2 separate regions of the Homo sapiens genome follow, and region 2 is linked to region 1. Evidence: read pairs that join two places in POLR2A ChIA-PET (ENCODE). Cell type or tissue: Caco-2. All regions are shown on one strand. Each heading gives the region's core, and the rest is flanking DNA. Links, peaks and the distances in the headings are about the cores only.

Region 1 (12,562 bases), core at 2,180-10,179:
ACAGGTGCGAACCACCGCGCCTGGCTTTTTCTTTGTTTTTTAAAGATGTAGGGTTTCACTCTGTTGCTCAGGCTGGAGTACAGTGGTGCAATCATGGTTCACTGCAGCCTGGAACTCCTGGGCTCCAGTGATCCTCTTGCCTCAGGCTTTTTTTCTTTTTTTTTTGTGAGACAGAGTCCCTCTCTGTCACCCAGGCTGGAGTGCAGTGGCGCAGTCTTGGCTCACTGCACCCTCTGCCTCCTGGGCTCAAGTGATTCTCATGTGTCAGTCTCCCAAGTAGCTGGGATTACAGATGCACACCACCATGCCTGGCTAATTTTTGTATTTGTTTTAGTAAGGACAGGGTTTCGCCATGTTGACCAGGCTGGTCTCGAACTCCTGACTTCAGGTGATCCTCACCCTCCCAGAGTGCTGGGATTATAGGCGTGAGCCATTGCATCCTGCCCTCTTGCCTCAGCCTTGAGAGTAGCTAGCACTGTAGGTCCGCACCACCATGCCCAGCTAATTAAAAAAAATTTTTTTTTTTAGAGATAGAGTCTCACTGTGAAGCCCAGGCTGGTTTTAAACTCCTGGGTTTAAAGCAGTCTTCCTACTTTGCCGTCCCAAATTGCTACCAAGCCTGGCTGGGAAATTTTAATATGTCAAATGGAAGAATTCCCTAATAAAGAGTGGTTGCTATTCATGGTAGTCTTTTATTTATTCATTTGTTTTGAGACAAGATCTCACTGTATCACCCATGCTGGAGTACAGTGGCACAATCATAGCACACTGCAGCCTTAAACTCCTGAGCTCAGGCAGTTACCACGCCTTAGCCTGCCAAAATAGCTAGGACTACAGGCATGTGCCACCACACCCAGCTAAGTTTTTCTAATTTTGATAGAGACACAGTTTGCCTATGTTGTCCAGGCTTGTCTTGAACTCCTGGCCTCAAGTGATGCTCCAACCTCAGCATCCCAAAGTGCTGGGGTTACAGGTATATCACCACTCCTAGCCATCACTGAAGTCTTAAAGGTCCTCTAGGACTGCCAGTGGTGTTGATTCTTTATCAGAGTCATGATTCAGATAATTCCCCATCCCTTTTTAAAAATGGCATTTAGGCTGGGTGTGGTGGCTTACACCTGTAATCCCAGCACTTTGGGAGGCTGAGGTGGGCAGATCACCTGAGGTCAGTTCGAGACTAGCCTGGCCAGTGTGGTGAAACCCGGTCTCTACTAAAAATACCAAAATTAGCTGAGTGTGGTGGCAGATGCCTTTAATCCCAGCTAATTGAGAGGCTGAGGCAAGAGAATCGGTTGAACCTGGGAGGTGGAGCTTACAGTGAGCCAAGACAGCACGACTGCACTCCAGCCTGGGCAACAAGAGTGAAACTCTGAAATTAAAAAATAATTAATTAATTAATTAAAAATGGCATTTAGATAATTCAAATAAAAAAAAAGAGGAAGCCTCCTTTGTTCCTGTTGGGGGGAAAGATGATGCTATATAAAGGTATTTCTGTACTTTTTATTTAAACCAAGGGATTGTTTTAATCAGTTAATGTGTATGGCTTATAGATCATTTCATTGATTGATAAAAACTTACTCACAGGCGGGGCATGGTGGCTCATGCCTGTAATCCCAGCACTTTGGGAGGCTGAGGCGGGCAGATCACCTGAGGTCCGGAGTTCGAGACCAGCCTGACCAACATGGAGAAACCCCATCTCTACTACAAATACAAAATTAGCCAGGCGTGGTGGCGCATGCCTGTAATCCCAGCTATTGGGGAGGCTGAGGCAGGAGAATCGCTTGAACCCGGGAGGCAGAGGTCGCGGTGAGCTGAGATCGCGCCATTGCACTACGGCCTGGGCACCAAGAGCGAAACTCAGTCTCAAAAAAAAACCCACACTTGGCTCACATTGAATAGAGAAGAAGCGAATTTATGAAAAAAGTAATCCAAAGTGGAAAGATCGTAATTACAAGGTTTGATTTTTTTTTTTTGTTTGGTTTGGTTTTTTCGAGGCGGAGTTTCGCTGTTGTTGCCCAGGCTGGAGTGCAGTGGCTCAATCTCCACTCACTGCAGCCTCCGCCTCCTGGGTTCAAGCTATTCTCCTGCCTCAGCCTCCCGAGTAGCTGGGATTACAGGCATGTGCCACCATGCAAGGTTGGTTTTGTTTTGTTTTGTTTTTTTTTAATTTTGCGACGGAGTTTCGCTCTGTCGCCCAGGCTGGAGTGTAGTGGCGAGATCTTGGGTCACTGGATGCTCAGCCTCCTGGGTTCACACCATTCTTCTGCCTCAGCCTCCTGAGTAGCTGGGACTACAGGTGCCTGCTACCACGTCTGGCTAATTTTGTGTGTGTGTGTGTGTGTGTGTGTGTGTGTGTGTGGTTTTTTTTTTTTTTTTTAGTAGAGATGGGGTTTCACCGTGTTAGCCAGGATGGTCTCGATCTCCTGACCTCGTGATCCACCCTCCTCGGCCTCCCAAAGTGCTGGGATTACAGGCGTGAGCCACCGTGCCCGGCCAGGTTGGATTTTATAAGTAGTTGGGCCACTAAAATTTCTGAGTTGTACAGTTTCATGTCTTTAGTTGGCAGACCAAAGCTGATCCACTCATAAAATTTTATTTAGTGCTCTCCTTTGACGTGAGACACGTGGTATATTTATTGGCACCGTAATACTGGCTACATTATTTGACCTCATATTTCAGTTTGTGTTGCAAGGTTTTGGGCATTAGAGCTAATGTATAGGAAGCCCTGTGCTTACATATGCTGAGTATGAGTAAGTAGTGGGTTACCAACTGTTTTTGATGAAATATCTGCATTTCACCAAATTGCCATATACCAGTCTCAAAATATCCTGAACCTTCTGAAATACCTTCCTAAGTGAGCTCACTAACACCTACTTTTCTGTGTCCTTTACAATTTTTTCACCACAAAGTCTCAAAGTTTCAGAAACGGAACTAATAGGGTCACTTCTGCTGAAGATCTCCTGTAGTATTGAAGATATTTAACATGTTTCCTTTAATTGATATTGGCCTTTGAGAATTTTTGTATTTGCCTTATTTATTAGGTTTAAAGTGTACAGTTGGATAAGTTTTATCTTGTGCATGCTCCTGTGAAACTACCTCTGTATAATCAAGATCTGCCTCTATCCGATTACTTTCACCTTCACTGCCCCTCTTCACATGTGCTTGTTGTCACTTGCTTGGTAAGAGTGGAATGGCTGGATTGTGTGGATTTTTTTTTTTTTTTTTTTAAGACAGTCACACTACTCTGTCGCCCAGGCTGGAGTGCAGTGTCATGATCTTGGCTCATTGCAACCTCTGGCTCTCGGGTTCAAGCGATTCTTGTGCCTCAGCCTCCCAAGTAGGTGGGATTACAAGCATGCACCACCACACCAGCATAATTTTTGTTTTTGTAATAGAGTTTCGCCATATTGGCCTGGCTGGTCTCAAACTCCCGACCTCAGGTGATCTGTCCACTTCGGCCTCTCACAGTGCTGAGATTATACTCATAAGCCACTGCGCCCAGCCCATATGGATGTTTTGGTGTATGTTTAAGCATCCAACTGTATTCCAAAGTGGTCATGTCAGTCTCACCAGCAGTGTATAAGTATGTTTCACATCTCGGCTGACATTTGGTATAGACAATGTTTTTAGTTTGGCTATTGTAGTGCATATACAATAGCATCTCATGGTGGTTTTAATTTCTTTCTTTTTTTTTTTTTTTTTTAAAGACAGAGTCTTGCTCTGTCGCCCAGGCTGGAGTGCAGTGGCCTGATCTCGGCTGACTGCAACCTCTGTTTCCCGGGTTCAAGCGATTCTCCTGCCTCAGCCTCCTGAGTAGCTGAGACTACAGGCATGTGCCACCACACCCAGCTAATTATTTTGTATTTTTAGTAGAGACGAGCTTTCACCATGTTGGCCAGGATGGTCTCGAACTCCTGACCTGGTAATCAGCCCACCTCAGCCTCCCAAAGTGCTGGGATTACAGGCATGAGCCACCACGCCCAGCCTTAATTTCCATGTGGAGTAGTGTTGTTCTGTGTTCCATCACATATCCTTACATGTTCTTTGCCATGCCAGTATGTTTTTGGTGAAATGTCTGTTCAAAAATTTTGCTCAGTTTTTTTTTTTTTTGAGACGGAGCCTGGCTCTATTGCCCCAGCTGGAGTGTGGTGGCACAATCTCAGCTCACTGCAACCTCTGCCTCCTGGGTTCAAGCGATTCTCCTGTCTCAGTCTCCTGAGTAGCTGGGATTACAGGTATGCACCACCACGCCCTGCTACTTTTTCGTATTTTTAGTAGTAGAGATGGGGTTTCACCATGTTAGCCACGCTGGTCTCTATCTCCTGACCTCGTGATCCACCTGCCTCAGCCTCCCAAAGCGCTAGGATTACAGGCGTGTAAGCCCACCATGCCCCGCCAATTTTGCCCAGTTTTTATTGGGCTATTCCCTTATTGAGATCTAAGGGCTCTTTGTATTCTAGTCAGGAGTATTTTGTTAACTGTATATTTTGCAAGTGTTTTGTCTGTGGCTTCCTGTTTAATTTTTGTAATGGTGTCTTTTGCAGAGCAAAAATTTCAGATTTTGATTAAAATCAGTGTTGATTTTTTTTTCTTTATATAGTTGATGTTTTTTGTGTTGTATTCAAGAAATCTTTGTCATGCAAAGGTCACTTAAGATTTTCTGTAAGTTTTTGGCTGGGCACAGTGGCTCACGCCTGTAATTCCAGCAATTTGGGAGGCCGAGGCAGGCAGATCTCTTGAGGTCAGCAGTTCGAGACGAGCCTGGTCAACAGGGTGAAACCGCATGTCTACTAAAGATACAAAAATTAGCTGGGTGTGTTGGTGAATTGCTTGAACTGGGGAGGCAGAGACTGCAGTAAGCCTAGATCACACCACTGCCCTCCAGCCTGGGTGACAGAGCAAGACTCTCTCTCAAAAAAAAAAAAAAAAAAAAGATATTCTGTACGTTTTCTTATAGAACCTTTATAGTTTTAGCTTTTGCATTAAGATCTGTGATTTGGCTGGGCACAGTAGCTCACAATTGTAATCCCAGCACTGGGAGGCCAAGGCAGGCGGAAACAATACAAACAAATTAGCCAGGCGTGGTGGCATGCACCTGTAATCCCGACTGCCAGGAAGCTGAGGTGGGAGGAATGCTTGAGTTGAGTTCGGGAGGTGGAGGTTGCAGTGAGCCGAGATCATGCCACTGCACTCCAGCCTGGGCGACAAAGACCCTGTCTGAAAAAAGCATCATGTGATTCATTTTACTCAATTTTTGTATATGAGGTGAGGTAAGGGTCAAGGTTTATATATTTATTTGAGACAGAGTCATGCTCTGTCTCCTGGCCAGAGTACAGTGGCGCGATCTTGGCTCACTGCAAACTCCACCTGCCAGATTACAGGTGCACACCACCACACCCGGCTAATTTTTGTATTTTTAGTAGAGATGGGGTTGCCCCATGTTGGCCAGGCTGGTCTGGAACTCCAGACCTCAAGTGATCCGCCAGTCTCAGCCTCCCAAAGTGCTGGGATTATGTGTGAGCTACCGCACCCAGCTCCCCAACTTTGTTTCTAAAAGGTTTGGCTATTGTTGGTTTTTTGCTGTTCCATAAAAATTTTAGAGTGAAATCTGGCAAATTTCAACAAAAGCTGTCCTGAAATTTTTATTGAGATTGCCTTGGATCTGTGGATGCATTTGGAGAGAATGAACATCTTTAATGTCAATTCCTGATTATTTCTTGCTAATATAGAGAATTGCCATTGTTCACTTATCTCTTGAACGTGTAGTTTAATCCAGCTAGTCAAAGCCCAGTTCAAACTCACTTTCCCTTCCTGTTGTGAGAAAACACCTCAATTTTGCAAAAGCTCTTGGAATTTAACATTTCTGCTGCTTTTCCCTGTATGTGTGGTGTTTAGTCTTTTCATAGTTCGTTGACTATGGAATTCAGAGCAGAAACCCTATTTCCTAATTTCCTTGGGAAGTTTTCAGAACTAGATGATAATGTAAGTTTCTAATAAGTTGATAGTGTTACTCAGAGGTGATTGTTTCATTTATGATTTTGAAAAGAAAATGTAAATATTAGACTTAAGTCCTTGCATCTAAAACAAATTCATGAGAAATCCCACAGAATACAATGTTAGAGATGGGAGCAAAAATTATCAGTCTAATCTCAGAGAGTTGACAGGCATTCCAAATCGTTTTTTGTCAGTATTTAAACCATGGTAGGATAATGTAAGAAATATACTTAATGCCTGGTGCGATGTCTCACGCCTGTAATCCCAGCACTTTGGGAGGCCTAGGCAGGCAATTGTCTGAGGTCAGGAGTTCGAGACCAGTCTGGCCAACATGGTGAAACCCCGTCTCTACTAAAAATACAAAAAAAATTAGCCGGGCATGGTGGCGTGTGCCTGTAATCCCAGAATCCCAGCTACTCGGTAGGTTGCAGCAGGGGAGTTGCTTGGACCAGGGAGGTGGAGGCTGCAGTGAGCTGTGATCATGCCACTGCATTCCAGCCTGGGCGACAGAGCAAGGCTCCGTCTCAAAAAGAAAAAAAAGAAAAGAAAAAGAAATATCTGTAAGCTATAAATTATGTTTTTCATTTCTAAAAAAAACAAGGCAGGCCAGGCACAGTGATTGAGGCCTGCAATCCCAGCAGTTTGGGAGGCTCTCTTGAGCCCAGAAATTTGAGATCAGCCAGGACAAGATAGTTAGACTTCTCTCTACTAAAAATACAGAAAACTAGCAGTGTATGGTCGAGTGCCCCTGTAGTTTCAGCCACTCAGGAGGCTGAGGCGGGAGAATCATTTGAGTCCAGGCAGGAGGTCGAGCCCTGATTGATTGCACCACTGCACTCCAGCCTGGGCAACAGAGTGATAATATCTGAAAAGATAGGCTGGGCACAGTGGCTCTTGCCTGTAATCCCAGGACTTTGGGAGGCTGAGGCAGGCAGATCACCTGAGGTTGGGAGTTCGAGATCAGCCTGACCAACATGGTGAAACCCCATCTCTACTAAAAATAACAAAAAAATTAGCTGGGCGTGGTGGCGCATTCCTGTAATCCCTGCTACTCTGAAGGCTGAGGCCGGAGAATTGCTTAAACCTGGGAGGTGGAGGTTGCAGTGAGCCGAGATTGCGCCATTGCATTCCAGCCTGGGCAACAAGAACGAAACTCTGTCTAAAAAATAAAGAAAAGAAAGCAGTATTTTCAGGCACATTGTATATGATTGATAGGAATAGTATTTCCATTTCTGGTTAATGTAACAATTTGCCCCATTCCAAGTATTTTGATTACAGGCCTCCATGAAAGGCCTATACTTGATACCTAACAGTGTTTGATCCCTAGCTTACATCCATGTAACTTTTTTTTTTTTTTTTTTTTTTGAGATAAGGTCTCACGCTGTCGCCCAAGCTGGAGTGCAGTGGCGGGATCATGGCTTAACTCTAGCCTCAACTTCCGGGGCTCTAGCAATCCTCCTGCGTCAGTCTCCTGCATAACTGGGACTACGTGCGCATGAATCATACCTGGCTCACTGTTTCTATTTTTTGTAGAGATGGGGTCTCGCTATGTTGCCTAGGCTGGTCCTGAACTCCTGGGCTCAAGCGATCCTCTGCCTCAGCCTCCCAAAGTGTTTAGATTACAGTCAAGAGCTACTGTGCTCGACCTGCTTTCACCTTTTGGCTATCATGAGTGATGCTCCTGTCAATTTTAATAAAATTTTAATCTTTTAGATTTTTTGTCCAGTGTGTTTGAGGCCATAAACATCCATTTAAGAATGGCGGATGTGCATATAGATCCATTTCTCTTAACATTATCAAAGCAGGTTAAATTATAGATTATCTGTGGGAACCCTAACTTAACTCCTGCTTTAGAATTATTGTTAGCTGTTTGTCTTCCATGTGGCATTGTTCTTATTAATATTTCATTGAGAGAACAGTAGTAACAATATCCTGTATACCCTTGTGTAAGTAAAGAGAGCAGATCACTATTTTATTGACCATCTTTCAAAAGATCGATTTTGTGTGTTTTTTTGTTTTGTTTTGAGATAGTCTCACATTGTCGCCCAGGCTGCTTGGATTGCAGTAGTACAATCTTGGCTCACTGCAACCTCTGCCTTCCGGGTTGAAGCGATTCTTGTGCCTCAGCCTCCAGAGTAGCTGGTACTACAGGTGTGCACCACCATGCCTGGCTATTTTTTTGTATTTTAATAGACAGGTTTCACCATGTTGGCCTGGCTGGTCTCAAACTCCTGGCCTCAAGTGATCCACCCACCTCGGCCTCCCACAGCGCTAGGATTACAGGCTTGAGCCACCACATCCAGCCAATTTTGATGTTTTCATGGACTGATACTTGTAATAAACATTTCAATTATATATAGCATTGATGTAGAAATGTACCAAATTTACATTTTTTTAGCTTATGGAATAAATAAATGTTTAAACTGAAATTGATTCGAAACTAGATTGAACTTGCCTTTTTCCTATTTGTAATTTACATTTTTAATAGTGTATCAAAAGCCTTAAACCATTTTCTGTGGTGCAGGTTGACTGCCTCTTGCTGGAAATGCTTGGGATGAGAAGTGTTCCAGACTTTGGGCTTTTTCAGATTTTGGAATATTTGCATTATGCTCACGAGTTAAGCATTCCAAAACTGAAATAGCCCAATGAGCATTTCCTTTTTTTTTCCTTTTTTTTGAGACAGAGTTTCGCTCTTGTTGCCCAGGCTGGAGTGCGACGGCATGATCTCGACTCACTGCAACCTCTGCCTCCTGGGTTGAAGTGATTCTCCTGCCTCATCCTCCTGTGTAGTTGGGATTACAGTCATGCGGCACCATGCCTGGCTAATTTTGTAGTTTTAGTAGAGACAGGGTTTCTTCATGTTGGTCAGGCTGGTCTCAAACTCCAAACCTCAGGTGAGCCGCCCGCCTTGTGTTGGGATTACAGGCGTGAGCTATCTCACCCAACCTGAGCATTTCCTTTTAGTGCCATGTTGGTGCTTTAAAACTTGCAGATTTGGGGTTGGGCGTGGTGGCTCATGCCTGTAATCCCAGCACTTTGGGAGGCTGAGGCAGGTGGGTTGCCTGAGGTCAGGAGTTGGAGAACAGCCTGGCCAACATAGTGAAACCTTGTCTTTACCTAAAAAAAAAAAAAAATCAGCTGGGCGTGGTGACGGGCACCTGTAATCCCAGCTACTCTGGGAGGCTGAGGCAGGAGAATCGCTTGAACTCGGGAGGTGGAGGTTGCAGTGAGCGGAGATAGCACCATTGCACTCCAGCCTGGGCCACAAGAATGAAACTCCATCTCAATCAGTCAGTCAATCTTGCAGATATTGGAGTGTTTCAGATTTCAGATTTGGGGTACTTAAACTGTACGTGAAAATTAGCTGCTGGGGAGGAGAGGAATTGGAATATGTAACATGGACTCCCACATTTTAAGGATTTTTCTAGGACTGCATCTTTCTCTTAATAAGTCAGATCCTTATTTGGTTGAAAATGTTTACTGCATGACTATCACTGACTATGTAAGATGCTGATGTACAACTCTATGACTTGAAGATTGAGTTGCTTCTATGGGAATATGACACCATTTGAATTAATTTGTTCTCAATATTTTAAAGAGTTTTAGTGAATTCTGTTCATATAAAAATCAGGTTCAATAATGCGTGCTTTTTACGCTATCATTGAGTATCCAGTGTTTACAAGGTGTTTCTGAGGGATAAGATTATTATTGCTGTGTAAAGAATTTGGCAGATGGTGTGTACCTTCTAAGTTAGCTTGAGGTTTATTTAAATCTCATCTTTTTAGCTTGCTGAAGTTGATACTATGCAGTTGCAAGTTTATATTGACTATTTGATATTGCTGTGTTTTTATTTGAAATGGGACTGTTAGACACATTTTTCTTTATATTGAGCAATAGAGCTGGAATATTAAAGATGTATGCATTAACCCTTGCATTTGGAACATTTACATGTCATAAGCTGCCTTTCAGTAAGTGGTTAGGCATTTCTACGGGTGTGTATTATATTTTGAATAAATTTTATATGGCTTTCCAAGAAACAATTAGAGCATTTGACCCACCGACTTTGTTGTTTATTTTTATTTTTTTGAGATGGAGCCTCCCGCAGTAGAGATAGAGTTTCACTATGTTGGCCAGGCTGGTCTTGAATTCCGCCTCAGGTGATCCACGTGCCTTGGCCTCCCAAAGTGCTGGGATTACAGGTGTGAGCCACCATGCCCAACCTGACCTACCAACTTTGGATGTGAATTTTTTTCATTTATATTGAGAAGAATAGGGTCTTGGGCCACTAGATTGTACCAGTGCTAAGTCAGTATCTGAATCCATTGAAGATCCTGTTGGCAACGTCAGGACTTATCAAAGACACACAACTTCAATGAGAACCTTTCTTTGGAATTAATTAATTAATGATATGGAGCCTTGATCTGTCACTCAGGCTGGAGTGCAGTGGCACTATTTCAGCTCACTAGGAATGCATCTTTCTCTTCTCTTTCTCCACCTCCCAGGTTTAAGCACTTCTCCTGCCTCAGCCTCCCGAGTAGCTGGGACTGCAGGCACAAGCCACCATGCTGAGCTAATTTTTGTATTTTTAGCAGAGACAAGGTTTTGCCATGTTGGCCAGGCTGGTCTCGAACTCCTGGCCTCACGTGATCTGCCCACCTCAGCCTCCCAAAGTACTGGGATTACAGGCTTGAGCCACTGTGCCCGGCTGCCTTGTTTGATTTTTTTTTTTAAAGAGACAGAGATCCCCTCTGTTGCCCAGGCTGAAGTGCAGTGACACAATCATAGCTCGTTGTAACTTCAGTCTCCTGGGTGATGGGTAGAATTCTGCCACAGCCCAAGTAGCTAGGAGTATAGGCACGAACGACTGTGCCTAGCTAATTTTTTTATTTTTTGTGGAAATGGGGCCTTGCTGTGTTGCCCAAGCTGGTCTCAAGCTCGTTTCCTCAAACCCTCCTCCCATGTCAGCCTTCCAAAGCTCCAGGATTACAGGTGTGAGCCATCGTGCGTGACTTGTTTTTGATTTTTGTATCGTTTTCTTCACTCTTTTTTTTTTTTTTTTGAGATGGAGTCTCCCGCTGTCACCCAAGCTGGAGTGCAGTGGCACAATCTTGGCTCACTGCAACTGCATCTTGGGTTCAAGTGATTCTCCTGCCTCAGTCTCCCCAAGTAGCTGGGACTACAGGCGCATGCCACCACGCCCAGCTAAATTTTTTTGTTTTTATTTTTTGCATTTTTAGTAGAGACGAGGTTTCACCACGTTGGCCAGGCTGGTCTTGAACTCTTGACCTCAGATGATCTGCCCGTCTCGGCCTCCCAAAGTGCTGGGATTACAGGTGTGAGCCACCGCGCCCGGCCTTCTTCACCTTTTGTATCAAGCTTTTTAAGGAAGAGCTTAGAAAGCCAGTTTAAAGGAATTGAAATGTGTTATGTAAATGTCTGTTTTGCAACTGAGACCCACTAATTTATTTAGAACAAAAAGTCAGAGACCAGTAATGGGTCCTTTTCTGTCAAATTTCAAGCTGAGCTGTTTCTGCTACTTAGAAACATTTCGATTTTCTACCTAGATATGTATTATATCATTGCTAATTATTTATTTATTTATTTATTTATTTATTTGAGGTGGAGTCTCACTCTGTCGCCCAGGCTTGAGTGTACTAATTTATTTTTAAGTGCAGTTTAACATTGGATTTTTTTTTTTTTTTTTGAGACGGAATCTTGCTCTGTCGCCCAGACTGGAGTGCAGTGGCACGATCTTGGCTCAGAGCAACCTCTGGCTCCTGGGTTCAAGCGTTTCTCCTGCCTCAGCTTCCCAGGTAGCTGGGATTACAGGCATGAGCCACTGCTCCTGGCCTACAGTTGGAATTTTTTGTTGTTGTTTTTGAGACGGAGTCTTGCTCTGTCACCCAGGCTTGAGTGCAGTGGCGCGATCTCAGCTCACTGCATTGTCCATTTCCTGGGTTCAAATGATTCTCATGCCTCAGCCTCCTGAGTAGCTGGGATTATAGGCGCGTGCCACCATGCCTGGCTAATTTTGTTGTATTTTTATTAGAGACAGGGTTTCACCATGTTGGCCAGGCTGGTCTGGAACTCCTGACCTCAAGTGATCTGCCTGCCTCGGCCTTCCAGAGTGTTGGGATTACAGGCGTGAGCCATCCGTCCGGCTGGAATGCTATTCTTAATTGACCTGCATTTATTTATTTATTTATTTATTTGGCAAGCCTTGAGGAAGGGATTTGGGGAATGAACAATGGTACTTGATCAAATAATCCTTGTACTAGGCAATCACAGTTTCTAGGGCCACTGTACCTGGCCATGGGGGTTTTATTGATAATAATCTGTAAGGAACAAAAGGGTTAGTACTATCGGAATTTTTGATTAGATGTAGTGAGCATTAAGGACATATGGAAAGTAGTTTGAAGTAAAATATATACAGTATAAGAGTCAGAATCAGCCAGGCGCGGTGGCTCATGTAATCCCAGCACTTCGGGAGGCCGAGGTGGGCGGATCACCTGAAGTCAGGAGTTCGAGATGGCCTGGCCAAAATGGTGAAACCCCATCTCTAGTGAAA
Region 2 (12,562 bases), core at 1,526-9,525, 100 kb after region 1:
ATAGGTTGCTCTAAGGGACCTTGGAGACAGGCCTTTCAGATGTATGTTCGTGTTTCTGACCTTGCACTACCCCAGTGTAGGGTCCAAACAGGCATGTGAGGTGCCTTTGGAAAGCCCCAGGGCACTGTGGCCAGGGTTCACATTGGCCAAGTTATGTCCATCCATACCAAGCTGCAGAACAAGGCGCATGTGATTGAGGTCCTGCTCAGGGCCAAGTTCAAGTTCCCCGGCTGCCAGAAGATCCACATCTGGAAGAAGTGGGGCTTCACCAAGTTCAATGCCGATGAATTTGAAGATATGGTGGCTGAGAAGCGGCTCATCCCAGATGGCTGTGGGGTCAAGTATGTCGCCATTCATGGCCCTCTGGACAAGTGGCTGGCCCTGCACTCATGAGGGCTTCCACTGTGCTGCCCCCTCTTAATACCAATACATTCTACTTCCTGTCCCCCCCCCCAAAAAAAAAAAGATTAGGGAGGTTAATAACACATGTTTGTTTACCAGATTATCATCATTTTATTAATTTAATGATTGGGAATAGAATAGGAGGAAAACTAACTCAGAAAATGGGAAGAGAAAGGAATAGGAGAATAAATTCAAGACTAAATTAGGGAAAGGGAATATACGGATCTGCAAAGGAATATCATGTATGACAAGCACCGATACCACAGAGCATAATTCTTCATGTTGTTAAGTGTTGATTTTTTTTCTTTTTCTTTGCTTGTTTTAAGCTTATTACAAAACTGAGTTAGGTTTATATCTTGGAAATTCCACGTTCCTTAACAGGTATTTAAAGCTCTTTGCTGTCTCCTACCTATCAACTTTTTAACTTTATTTCAGGAATTTCTTCTATATAAGAACTCTGGACGCCAGCCAGGGTGAGGTTCTCTGTCAGGTTTCCAGGCTAAAAGTAGTATCTTTTATATTTGTCATTTGTGCTTAATGTTTGAAGCTTTTACTTTTATTTTTTCATTGTTTTAATAAATTTTGTTTTTTAGAATAGTTTTAGAAGCCGTTGCTTTTAAATAGGTTAAATGTATGTGGTTCACTCTTTAAGGCTCTGCCTTTTATTTTGGCATCAAGAAATTTGTTGGACCAATGGACTGTTGATATTGACCAGTGTTTAAAGTAGTTCTTTTCATAAATTAGCTCATACATAAAACAATTTTTGGTGAGGTTGAATACTGTGGAGTAATAGTCCTTTCATTCTTTCAGCAGAATTGGGCTAGGGAAATGATATTGGACCCACTGGAATATTTGTTGCTAGATGGAATTCTAAAACCTAACCTGGAAAGAATTTTATTTTGACATGTAGATTCCTCATGAATGTTTACTTAGTATTACTTTTAAAATTAAAGCTACATACTTTATATGAGGCATTTAGAAATTTTTATCATTGCATTTTAAAAACATAAGTGCATTTTATTTAGGTGGGCAGCATATAATTCTACTTAGATAATTTTGTCAGGCTGGAAATAACGGTAAAACTGAGAAGAAAATAAGAGAAGCTCAGATGGTGGGAGGATATGTATGATATTGGTGTACCAACATAAGTAATACAGAGTTTAAAAAAATTAATTGGCAGGGAAATGCCTATAATAAAGTCCCTGTGTCCCCTGTCTCCTCACCCTCCTTTCTGTTGTCAGCTTTTTGAGATGTTGGTTTTGATATTAACCTCTATACAGTATTCTGAAACACTCTTCTTATATTGCTGTTGCTTCATCTATCAATTTTAGGTGTAACCTATGAACTTCCAGTTATGATATATAAGGATTTCATTCTTTTACCCTCCCCAGTTCTCTCAGTATAGTTACATCAATTCTTAGGGTAGTTCTAAAAATAAAAATGTTGCTCAGCAATGAGCCAAAAAAGTTCTCTAGTTCATTTTATATCTTGCATGTTCTCTCTTTCTTGGTGTACTGTCTTTTCATTCAGTTAATTTTCTATGTGTGGATCACTTAATTCTCTCAAACGCTCATAAACTATGCATCATTAGGTGATCTTTTATCCCCCCACCCCTGGTCATAACCCTAGAGTATTGATTACTTTCTAGAGTTACTACCTTCTCTTCAGATCTCATCCTTATAATTCATTTTGCTTGTCTCTGAGGCAGGAGAACCTTAGGGTCTGGAGGCAGGGAACCTAAGGCCAATTCACGCTGACTTCCTAGAATTAAAAGGAAAACCCTAAGATTCCACGCCCTGAGTAACAAAAGGACCGGAGGCTACCCCGCTTTGCAACCTCCCCACACATTTTTGTGTGGCAGGTGAAAAATTGAAATTACCTCTAATTGGTCCCCTCCTGCAACTAATCATGCCGGTGGCAGTCCAAGTCTTCATCTGCATAGGAGTATAACTTTGTAACTTCAGCCTCTGACTGGTCCCACTTTCCATAACCAATCAGATGTTTGCATAGGGTGTAACTTTGTAACTTCAGACTGATCATGGGCCACTACTTCATTTAGGTAGGGTGTATACCAAGTAACCAATAGGAAACCTCTAGAGGGTATTTAAACCCCAGAAAATTCTGTAACTGGGTCCTTGACTCCCTTGCTCTGACTGTTCCCACCCTGTGGAATATACTTTCATTTTCAGTAAATCTCTGCTTTTGTTGTTTTATTCTTTCCTCGCTTTGTTTGTGCTTTTGTCCTATTCTTTGTTCAAAGCGCCAAGAACCTGGGCGCCTCCACTGGTAACATCTCCTATCTTGGATCTCCAAGTTTCCTGGATTCCATTTTGTCATCTTTTTAGCTCACTTCCTTGTTGTAGAGGACATCTTTTCTGAGAGAGGATACAAGGGGAGATAAATGTGTATTAGACCTTCCAGGCCTGAAATGTCTATCCTACCCTTATACTTATTGATAGATCTTATTGGATACAGAATTGGAAAATTGCTTGCAGAATTTCAGAAGTATTGATCAGTTGTATTCTAGGTTCCAGTATTGCTTTGGAGAAGCAGTAGCCCTTGTTATTTTTGTGCTTTTCCTTCATACTCTTTTTTTTTTTAAAGTTATTTATTTATTTATTTTATAGAGATGGAGTCTCCCTCTGTAGCCCAGGCTGGAGTGCAGTGGCATGATCTCGGCATCCTCTGCCTCCTGGGTCCAAGCAGTTCTCCTGCCTCAGCCTCCCGAGTAGCTGGGACTACAGGTGCACGCTGCCCGGCTAATTTCTTTTGTATTTTAGTAGAGACAGGGTTTCCCCATGTTGCCCAGGCTGGTCTCGAGCTCCTGAGCTCAGGCAGTCCACCCGCCTTGGCCTCCCAAAGTGCTAGGATTACAGGTGTGAGCCACTCACTCGGCCTCTTTTGTTTTTTTATTTTTAATTTTTTTAATTTTTTTAATTTTTTTGAGACTGAGTCTCACTGTATCGCCAGGATGGAGTGCAATGGCGCGATCTTGGCTCACTGCAGCCTCCGCCTTCCAGGTTCAGGCAATTCTCCTGCCTCAGCCTCCTGAGTATCTAGTAGAGACGGGGTTTCCCCATGTTGCCCAGGCTGGGCTCGAGCTCCTGAGCTCAGGCAATCCACCCGCCTTGGCCTCCCAAAGTGCTAGGATTACAGGCGTGAGCCACTCACTCGGCCTCTTTTGTTTTTTTATTTTTTATTTTTTTAATTTTTTTGAGACTGAGTCTCACTGTATTGCCAGGATGGAGTGCAATGGCGTGATCGTGGCTCACTGCAGCCTCTGCCTTCCAGGTTCAGGCAATTCTCCTGCCTCAGCCTCCTGAGTATCTAGTAGAGACGGGGTTTCCCCATGTTGCCCAGGCTGGTCTCGAGCTCCTGAGCTCAGGCAGTCCACCCGCCTTGGCCTCCCAAAGTGCTAGGATTACAGGCGTGAGCCACTCACTCGGCCTCTTTTGTTTTTTTATTTTTTTATTTTAATTTTTTTGAGACTGAGTCTCACTGTATTGCCAGGATGGAGTGCAATGGCGCGATCTTGGCTCACTGCAGCCTCCGCCTTCCAGGTTCAGGCAATTCTGCCTCAGCCTCCTGAGTATCTGGAGCTACAGGCACATGCCACCACACCCAGCTAATTTTTGTATTTTTAGTAGAGTCAGGGTTTCACCGTGTTGGCCAGGATGGTCTCAATCTCCTGACCTCCTGATCTGCCCGCCTCAGCCTTCCAAAGTGCTGGGATTACAGGCATGAGCCACCGCGCCCGGCCTCCTTGATACTCTTAATTACTCTCCCTGAAAGCTTTTAGAATCTTTATCCCTCCTCAGCTTCAGAAATTTTGTCTGTTTTGGTGGGCCTTTTGGTTGTGAAAATTTTATTTCATAATTTCCTTACCTCCATATTTATTGCTCTCACTTCTTGGAACTATGTTAGTCAGATATTGTACCCTTCTTGATTACTTCCTTTTCATATTCTCTCTTTTTTTTTTTTTTTTTTGAGATGGGATTGCTGTGTTGCTAAGGTTGGAGTGCAGTGGCGTTATGATGGCTCACTGCGGCCTCGACTTCCTGGGCTCAAGTGATTCTCCCACCTCTGCCTCCCAAGTAGCTGGGACCACAGGCATGTGCCACTATGCTCAGCTAATATATTTTTTTATTGTAGAAAGGAGGTCTCGCGATGTTGCCCAGGTTGGTCTTGAACTCCTGGGTTCAAGCAGTCATCCCACCTTAGCCTACTAAAGTGCTGGGATTACAGGTGTGAGCCACTGCACCAGGCCTTTTCTCTCCATTATTAATATTTTTTTCTATTTTGTGGGAGATTTCATTTTTCCCTTTTGTGGACCTTTTGTTGAATTTTACAAATTGCTATAATTTTAATTGGTTTTTAAACTGTAAATGATATATATACAAAAGGTATATGATATGTATTTGCATACATTACAGTGCTCTGAATTTTGTTATTGTTATTTTGGCTCCCTGGCCAAAAAATGCCCTGTTGTGTAATCTGAATTTATATTTTCATAACATTTCATTCTTATTTCAGTAACGTAATATTTTATATCTCTCAGGATATAAATTACAGCTAAAATCTTTTTTTCCTTTTTGTATTTTGTCTGTTTCCTCTAAATTTCTTTTTTCTTTTCTTTTCTTTCTGTTTCTTTCTTTTCTTCCTTTTCTTTTTTTTTTTTTTTTTTGAGATGGAGTTTCGCTCTTGTTGCCCAGGCTGGAGTGCAGTGGCATGATCTCGGCTCACTGCAGCCTCTGCCTCCTGGGTTCAAGTGGTTCTCCTGCCTCAGCCTCCCAAGTATCTGGGATTATAGGCATGTGCCACCAGGCCCAACTGATTTTGTATTTTTAGTGGAGACGGGGTTTCTCCATGTTGGTCAGGCTGATCTCAAACTTCTGACCTCAGGTGATCCACCCGCCTCAGCCTCCCAAAGTGCTGGGATTTACAGGCATGAGCCACCACGCCCGCCCTTACTGTTTGTTTTTATCTGCCTTCAATGATCCAAAGGCAGATAAAATTTTTCTCGCATATCTTATTATTGTTATCCTTTCATGGTAATAAGAGGGGTACTAAAAAGTGAATTTGAAGGCCTCTGTGGTCAGGGCATCTCAGATGTTGGCCACTACTGTATGATGGTTAAATGGTGAGTAGGCTTTCTTGTTGGGGCTAAACGGGCTTTTTCTATTCCAAACCCCACCACAAATACACTAAACTAAGAACACTCTAGAAGGACAGAAATCATGGGACAAAAGATGACAGCTATCAGCATAGTTTGGATGACAGAAAAGGGACAAATAGTAACTCGGAGTGAAAGAAATAAACTTGGTAAGAGCTATAAAAAGACATTTAAAAGAAGTATATTTCAATCTTTCGCTTTGAGATATGTTAGTCTGGTGGTTGGGTTACCAGATAGGAAGGGTACTTGAGGAGGTTTACCATTTAAGTCATATATTTCACTTATCTTGCTTTCAGTTTTTTTTTCTTTTTTTTTTTTTTGAGACAGGATCTTGATCTGTCACCTGGGCTGGAGTACAGTGGCATAGTCTAGCTCACTGCAACCTTGACCTCCTAGAGTCAAGCAATCCTCTTATCTTTGCCTCCTGTGTAGCTGGGATTACGGGCGTATGGCACCTTGCCTGCCTAACTTTGTTTTTTTTTGAGACGAGGTCTCACTATGTTGCCTAGACCAGTCTTGAATTCCTGGGCTTAAGCGATCCTCCTGCCTCTGCCCCCCAAAGTGCTGGGATTACAGGCATGAGTTGCTTTCATTTTCTTGATCACACTTGCCTTCTTTGGTATCTGGTGTTCCTGAGTTTATCTTGTTCATTATGTATAGAAAAAACTTGTTTTCATGGGTGATACAGGAATAATATTTTGTTTTTTTTAGGATGGGAACCTGCAGGTTTTAATTGTACCTTTCATTAGTCGTCTTATTTTCTGCCTCAGGCTTCATCCCTGCCTTTAGAGATATCTTATGTTCTTAAGTCCTGAGCCTTTCCAGTGTTCTGTGGGGTTGATTTTTCTTTTTCTTTGTAAATCCATTTCATAGCTAGTTGGAAGTTTATTTCCTTCACTCTGAATTACTTACTATTTTTCCCTTTTCTGTCACTCAAAATATGTTGATAGCTGTCATCTTCTGTTTCATTATTTCTGTTTTTCTAGAGTGTTCTTTAGTATATTTGTAGTAGGATTTCGAATAGAGAACAAGTAAAGTTTATGTGTAAAATCAAGCTGGTTTTGGTGAAGCTTGTAGCTAAAAAAAATTCAAGCTGGTTTTGACTGAAAGTGATATTTTTATTTAAAACACCTTTTCCGCCTTGCATTATGGATGCAATGTACAGCAAGGGTCCCCAGCCCCTGGGCCACAGACTGGTACCCAATTAGGAACCAGGCCACACAGCAGGAGCTGAAGGGCAGATGAGTGAGTGAAGTTTCATCTGTATTTACAGCCATTCCCCATTGCTCACATTACCACCTGAACTCCACCTCCTGTCAGATCAGTGGCAGCATCAGATTCTCACAGGAGCATGAATCATGTTGTGAACTGTGCATGTGAGGGATCTAGGTTGCACACTTTTCATGAGAATATAATGCTTGATGATCTATCGCTGTCTCCTATCACCCCCAGATGGTACCGTCTAGTTGTAGGAAAACAAGCTCAGGGCTCCCACTAATTCTACATTATGGTGAGTTGTAGAATTATTTCATTATATATTACAGTGTGATACTATAACGTGCACAATAGATGTAATGTGTTTGAATCATCCCAAAGTCCTCTGGGTCCTTGGAGAAATTGTCTTCCACAAAACAGGTCCCTGTTGCCAAAAAGGTTGGGAACCATTGATACACAGAGGGAAACGCCGTATTGAGAATTCATATACCTAGACTTCTCAGAATTGAATGTAATAGAATAAAAAGTATTATTTATGTAATATACAATTATTTAAAAAATACATATATTTGTGTACGTGTGTGTTCCCCTGTTAGACTCACAGCCCTTTTTGAACTTGTGTATTTTGGATCTGGAAGGACCCAGACCCAGTTTCTTCTGTTACTTTGTTCACATAATTTTTGTCTTTGAAGATCATCAGTTTCTTAGGTCCATTATCAAGCAGTTTAATGCTCATTTTCTAACACTTATTTTATTTATTTATTTACTTTTTGAGATGGAGTCTTGATCTGTCGCCCAGGCTGGAGTGCAGTGGCGCAGTCTTGGCTCACTGCAACCTCTGCTTCCTGGGTTCAAACAATTCTCCTGTCTCTGCCTCCTGAGTAGCTGGAATTACAGGCACCCGCCACCATGGCTGGCTAATTTTTGTATTTTTAGTAGAGATGGGGTTTCACGATGTTGGCCAGGCTGGTCTCGAACTCCTGACCTCAAGTGATCCACCTGCCTTGGCCTCCCAAAGTGCTGGGGTTACAGACATGAGCCACCGTGTCCGGCCCTAACACTTATTTTAAAAGTAAGTTTGGCTGAATCTTTGGCTTTCTTCATCCAAATCTGACTTCAAGTTCGTTTTCTGGGTTTTCAGATTCCATTTTTAGTAAATGATCTGCCTGCCTCAGCCTCCCAAAGTGCTGGGATTACAGGCGTGAGCCACCACACCCGGCCTGACCTCTTACTTTGAACCTGATTTTTCTAAGTTTTTTATGTTTTTTGAGACAGTCTCCCTCTATCACCGAGGCTAGAGTGCAGTGGTGCAATCTTGGCTGACTGCACCTTCCACCTCCCGAGTTCAAGCAATTCTTGTGCCTCAGCCTCCTGAGTAGGTGGGATTACAGGTGTGTGCCACCATGCCCAGCTAATTTTTGTATTTTTAATAGAGACGAGGTTTTGCTGTATTGGTCAGGCTGGTCTTGAACTCCTGGCCTCTAGTCATCTGCCCACTTTGGCCTCCCAAAGTGGTGGGATTACAGGCTGAGACAGCGCACCCCCCGACACTCAAGTTTATGACCTCACTTTGTTTTTGTTTGTTTTTTTGAGAGGGAGTGTCTCACTCTGTCTCCCAGGCTGGAGTGCAGGGGGCGTGATCTCGGCTCACTGCAACCTCCGCCTCCCAAGTTCAAGTGACTCTCCTGCCTCAGCCTCCTCAGTATCTGGGATTACAGGTAGACCACCAAGCCCGTCTAATTTTTTATTTTTAGTAGAGAAGAGGTTTCACCATGTTGGCCAGGCTGGTGTCAAACCCCTGACCTTAAGTGATCTGCTTGCCTCAGCCTCCCAAAGTGCTGTGATGACAGGTGTGAGCCACCACACCCAGCCTGACCTCTTACTTTAAACCTGATTTTTCCTAAACATCAAAGGAAAAAGCTGTTAATCAGAAGAATTGTAGGAGAAATGTGTTTATTTTTCTTCTTGTGGGAGTTGTGATACTATAGAATTGTAAAGCTGGAGGAGGCCTTGGAGGTAAAAATTAAAACCCTTTCATTTTGCCACAGATAAAAAAGATGTGATGCATTATTTATATATATTTATAATTATATATTTCTGTGTGACAAAAATACTCCAAAAGTAGTACTATATCTTAAAACAGCAGTAAACATTTATTATCCTCAAAGTTTCAATGGGACAGGAATTTGGGAGTCCTTTAGCTGTTTGGTTCTGGGTCGGGTTTCCTATAATGTTTTAGTCAAGGTGTTGGCCAGGTCATAGTCATGTAAAAAGCTCATGTGGGGCTGGAGGATATACTTCCAAGTTGGCTTGCTTTAGATAGTGACCAAGTTAGTGCTGGTTGTTTATTTTATTTATTTTTTATTTTTTTGTGACAGAATCTTGCTTTGTCACCCAGGCTGCAGTGCAGTGGCATGATCTCGGCTCACTGCAATCTTTGTTTCCCCGGTTCAAGTGATTCTCCTGCCTTAGCATCCCAAGTAGCTGGGATTACAGGTGCCCACCACCACGCCTGGCTAATTTTTGTATTTTTAGTAGAGATGGGGTTTCACCATGTTGACCAGGCTGATCTCGAAATCCTGAATTCAGGTGATCCATGCACCTCGGCCTCCCAAAGTGCTGGGATTACAGGCATGAGCCACCACACCCAGCCTCAGTGCTGGTTGTTAATGAGAGGTCTTGGTACTTTCTCATGTGGTCTCCTCTTTAGGCTGCTTGAGTGTTTTTCAGTGATAGGTGGCTTCCTCTAGAGTAAGTGATCCAAAAAAGAGCAAGGCAGAAGTGACAATGTCTTTTATGACCTAGTCTCAGATGTCACACATTGTCACTTCCACCACTTTCTATTCACTAGAAGTGAGTTCCGTCTACACAGAAGAATATCAAGTAATTTGTGGCTGTACTTCAAATTCACACTTGGAGAAATAAGATTATTTCCACATGATCATACAGGGCATTGGTGATCTATTTGGACTACAATATAGTTGTTTTGATCTGATGCTATTACTGGGTGCAGATTATAAATTATAGTTGCTTAGCTGTCATCTGGTACAAGTATTATTAGAACCAGGTACTTGCGTATGTATTAATTGCCTATTGATTCACCAGACCGTTCCCTGCCTTTTTTTGAGACATGGTTTTGCTCTGTCACTCAGGCATGATCAGGGTTCACTGCTGTCTCAGCCTCCTGGGCTCAAGCCTCTCGAATAGCTGGGACTACAGGCACAAGCCACGATGCCTAGCTGATTCTTTAATTTTTATGTTTTTGTAGAGATGGGCCTCATTATGTTGCCCTGGGTTGTCTTGAGCTCCTGGACTTAAGCGATCCTCCCACCTTGGTCTCCCAAAGTGTTGGGATTACAGGTGTGAACCACTGCACCTGGCTGAGATCCTTTTAATTATCTACATATGCCAGGCATTGTGCTACTAACTGAACATGTCTAAGGAGAACTGGATTTGTTTGTAATACTTTTTTTTTGAGACTGCGTTTTGGTCTTGTTGCCCAGGCTGGAGTGCAGTGGTGTAATCTTGGCTCACTACAGCCTCCGCCTCCCGGGTTCAAGTGATTCTCCTACCTCAGCCTCCCAAGTAGCTGGGATTACAGGTGCCCACCACCATACCCAGCTATTTTTTTTTTTGCATTTTTAGTAGAGACAGGGTTTCACCATGTTGGTCAGGCTGGTTTCGAACTCCTGACCTCAAATGATCCACCTGCCTCAGCCTCCCAACGTGCTGGGATTACAGGCGTGAGCCACTGCGCCTGGCCAATATTTTTTTTTTTTTTTTAAATACACATATATTTTTTTTTACAGGAGCTTGGGGGGGAGAGAGAGAGAGAAAGAGAGAGTGTGTGTGTGTTGTTCCTAAACACTTTTGATTTGCCAGATAGCGTCAGAGCACCCCTCCCAAGTAGCCTTCAAGGACATTAATCTAAAAATGTGGCTGTTTTATTAGTTGACAACAAAATTCCTTATATTAAATAACCAGCTGGCTTTACTAATAAGATATTTTGTTATAAGTTTCCTAATAACTTGCTAAACATATATTGAGTACTTGACACTGGAGAAACAAAATGTCACAATTCTTGTTTTTAAATAGTTCCATGTGTAGAAGGACAGACAAATCCATACGTAAAACTGAAGATAATAGCTGTAAACCTAACATGATGACTTTACACTAACTAAAATATCAGTTGTTGTTGCGATGCTATCTTTATGTTATTAAGGTGTACCCCAGCAGGAAGGAAAAAATAAAAACAAGTCTAGAAATAACTTAGTATTTGCTTACTTGTTTTTTTATATTATTAAAAAATACAGCTGCTGCTTTATTACTAATTTATTCAATTTTTTTTCTCTTATAGGCAATGTCTATGCTGCTTCAAGGAATATAAGCATTTGGAGATTTTTAATCAAGTAGTGTGTGCACTTATTAACTTAGTGATTGCCCAAGTTCAAGTGCTCCGGGACCAGCTTTGTAAACATTGTACTACCATTAACATAGATTCCACGTGGCAAGATGAGAGTAATCAAGCAGAAGAACCACTGAATATAGATAGAGAGTGTAATGAAGGAAGTACAGAAAGACAAAAATCAATAGAAAAAAAATCAAACTCTACAAGAATTTGTAATCTGACTGAGGAGGAATCTTCAAAGAGTTCTGATCCTTTTAGTTTATGGAGTACAGATGAGAAGGAAAAACTCTTACTATGTGTGGCAAAAATTTTTCAAATTCAGTTTCCCTTATATACTGCTTACAAGCATAATACTCACCCTACTATTGAGGTATGTAAAATAGGTGGTGTGAATTTTAAGTAATACCAAGTCTTAACTTCGCAGTCTGTTTCTTACTGATAAATATGAAGACAGTTTTCTGCTGGCGGAAAATCATTATTGTCACCAGAATTATTTAATGTTTCTCCAGAGCATTTCTTCAGCAGTTTGTGCTGAAAATTTGCTCGGCATAGTTCATCCTATCAAGGAAAGATCTATACATTGAACTCAGAAATTAATCTGGTAGTGATCTAAACATTTTACTGCTATAGATCTATGCTTATTTTATGACTCTTAATAAATAATAGTTGAGGGAAAAGAAACACATGGAATTTTAAATTTCATTCTTAGAAACAGTCTACAGATCAGAATTTGCTTTTATCAAGAAAAAAAAGCTTAGCAAATTATCTGTGATTAGTAGTTTCAAATAATAGTATTTCCTTTTCTTTCTTTCTTTCTTTCTTTTTTTTTTTTTTTTTTTTTTTTTGAGATGGAGTCTCTCTCTGTTGCCCAGGCTGGAATGCAGTGGTGTGATCTCGGTTCACTGCAAGCTCCGCCTCCTGGGTTCATGCCATTCTCTTGCCTCAGCCTCCCAAGTAGTTGGGATTACAGGTGCCTGCCACCACACCTGGCTAAGTTTAAAAAGAATTTTCTTTAGTAGAGACGGGGTTTCACCGTGTTAGCCAGGATGGTCTCGATCTCCTGACCTCATGATCTGCCCACCTCGGCCTCCCAAAGTGCTGGGATTACAGACGTGAGCCACCACCCCTGGCTAAGTAATAGTATTTTCTTTTGTAAGTTAAGATGCTTGACTCTATTAGTGATGTTTTTGCAAGCATTTCTAAGTATGTAGTAACCTATCTTAGACTTAACTCAGATAATATGATTGATTTCTAGGCATAGTGGGAATTGAGACAATTATGTGGTAATATATTAATGACTTAACAGTGGTTTATTATTCCTCATGATTCTCACAGGCAGTTCCTTAGCTAGTTTTGTGTAGGCT

The links. ChIA-PET counts read pairs that join two places held together with the same protein. Peaks named below come from ENCODE experiments on the same cell type or tissue, not always from the same donor. Only the 100,000 strongest peaks of a DNase experiment are listed, where the experiment ranks them.
Region 2: POLR2A ChIA-PET joins it to region 1 with 5 read pairs; 7 of 35 experiments call an interaction of 5 or more read pairs at or near these places.

What each region holds. Positions count from the first base shown.
Region 1 is chr2:61,505,735-61,518,296 of GRCh38, reverse strand. All of the region lies in intron 4 of XPO1 (exportin 1), which reads left to right. Among named protein-coding and RNA genes, the nearest start is that of XPO1, 26 kb to the left of the region's middle. RefSeq lists an enhancer at 1,333-1,833 and a silencer at 9,457-9,657. In Caco-2, for the core only: no CTCF peak of the experiment used is centred there; a DNase peak (open chromatin) is centred at 7,046.
Region 2 is chr2:61,404,714-61,417,275 of GRCh38, reverse strand. USP34 (ubiquitin specific peptidase 34) reads left to right here. Exons shown (of 80, transcript NM_014709.4): 3 at 11,148-11,568. SNORA70B (small nucleolar RNA, H/ACA box 70B) reads left to right here; the gene lies at 1-32. Among named protein-coding and RNA genes, the nearest start is that of SNORA70B, 6.4 kb to the left of the region's middle. RefSeq lists a silencer at 214-406. In Caco-2, for the core only: no CTCF peak of the experiment used is centred there; no DNase peak of the experiment used is centred there.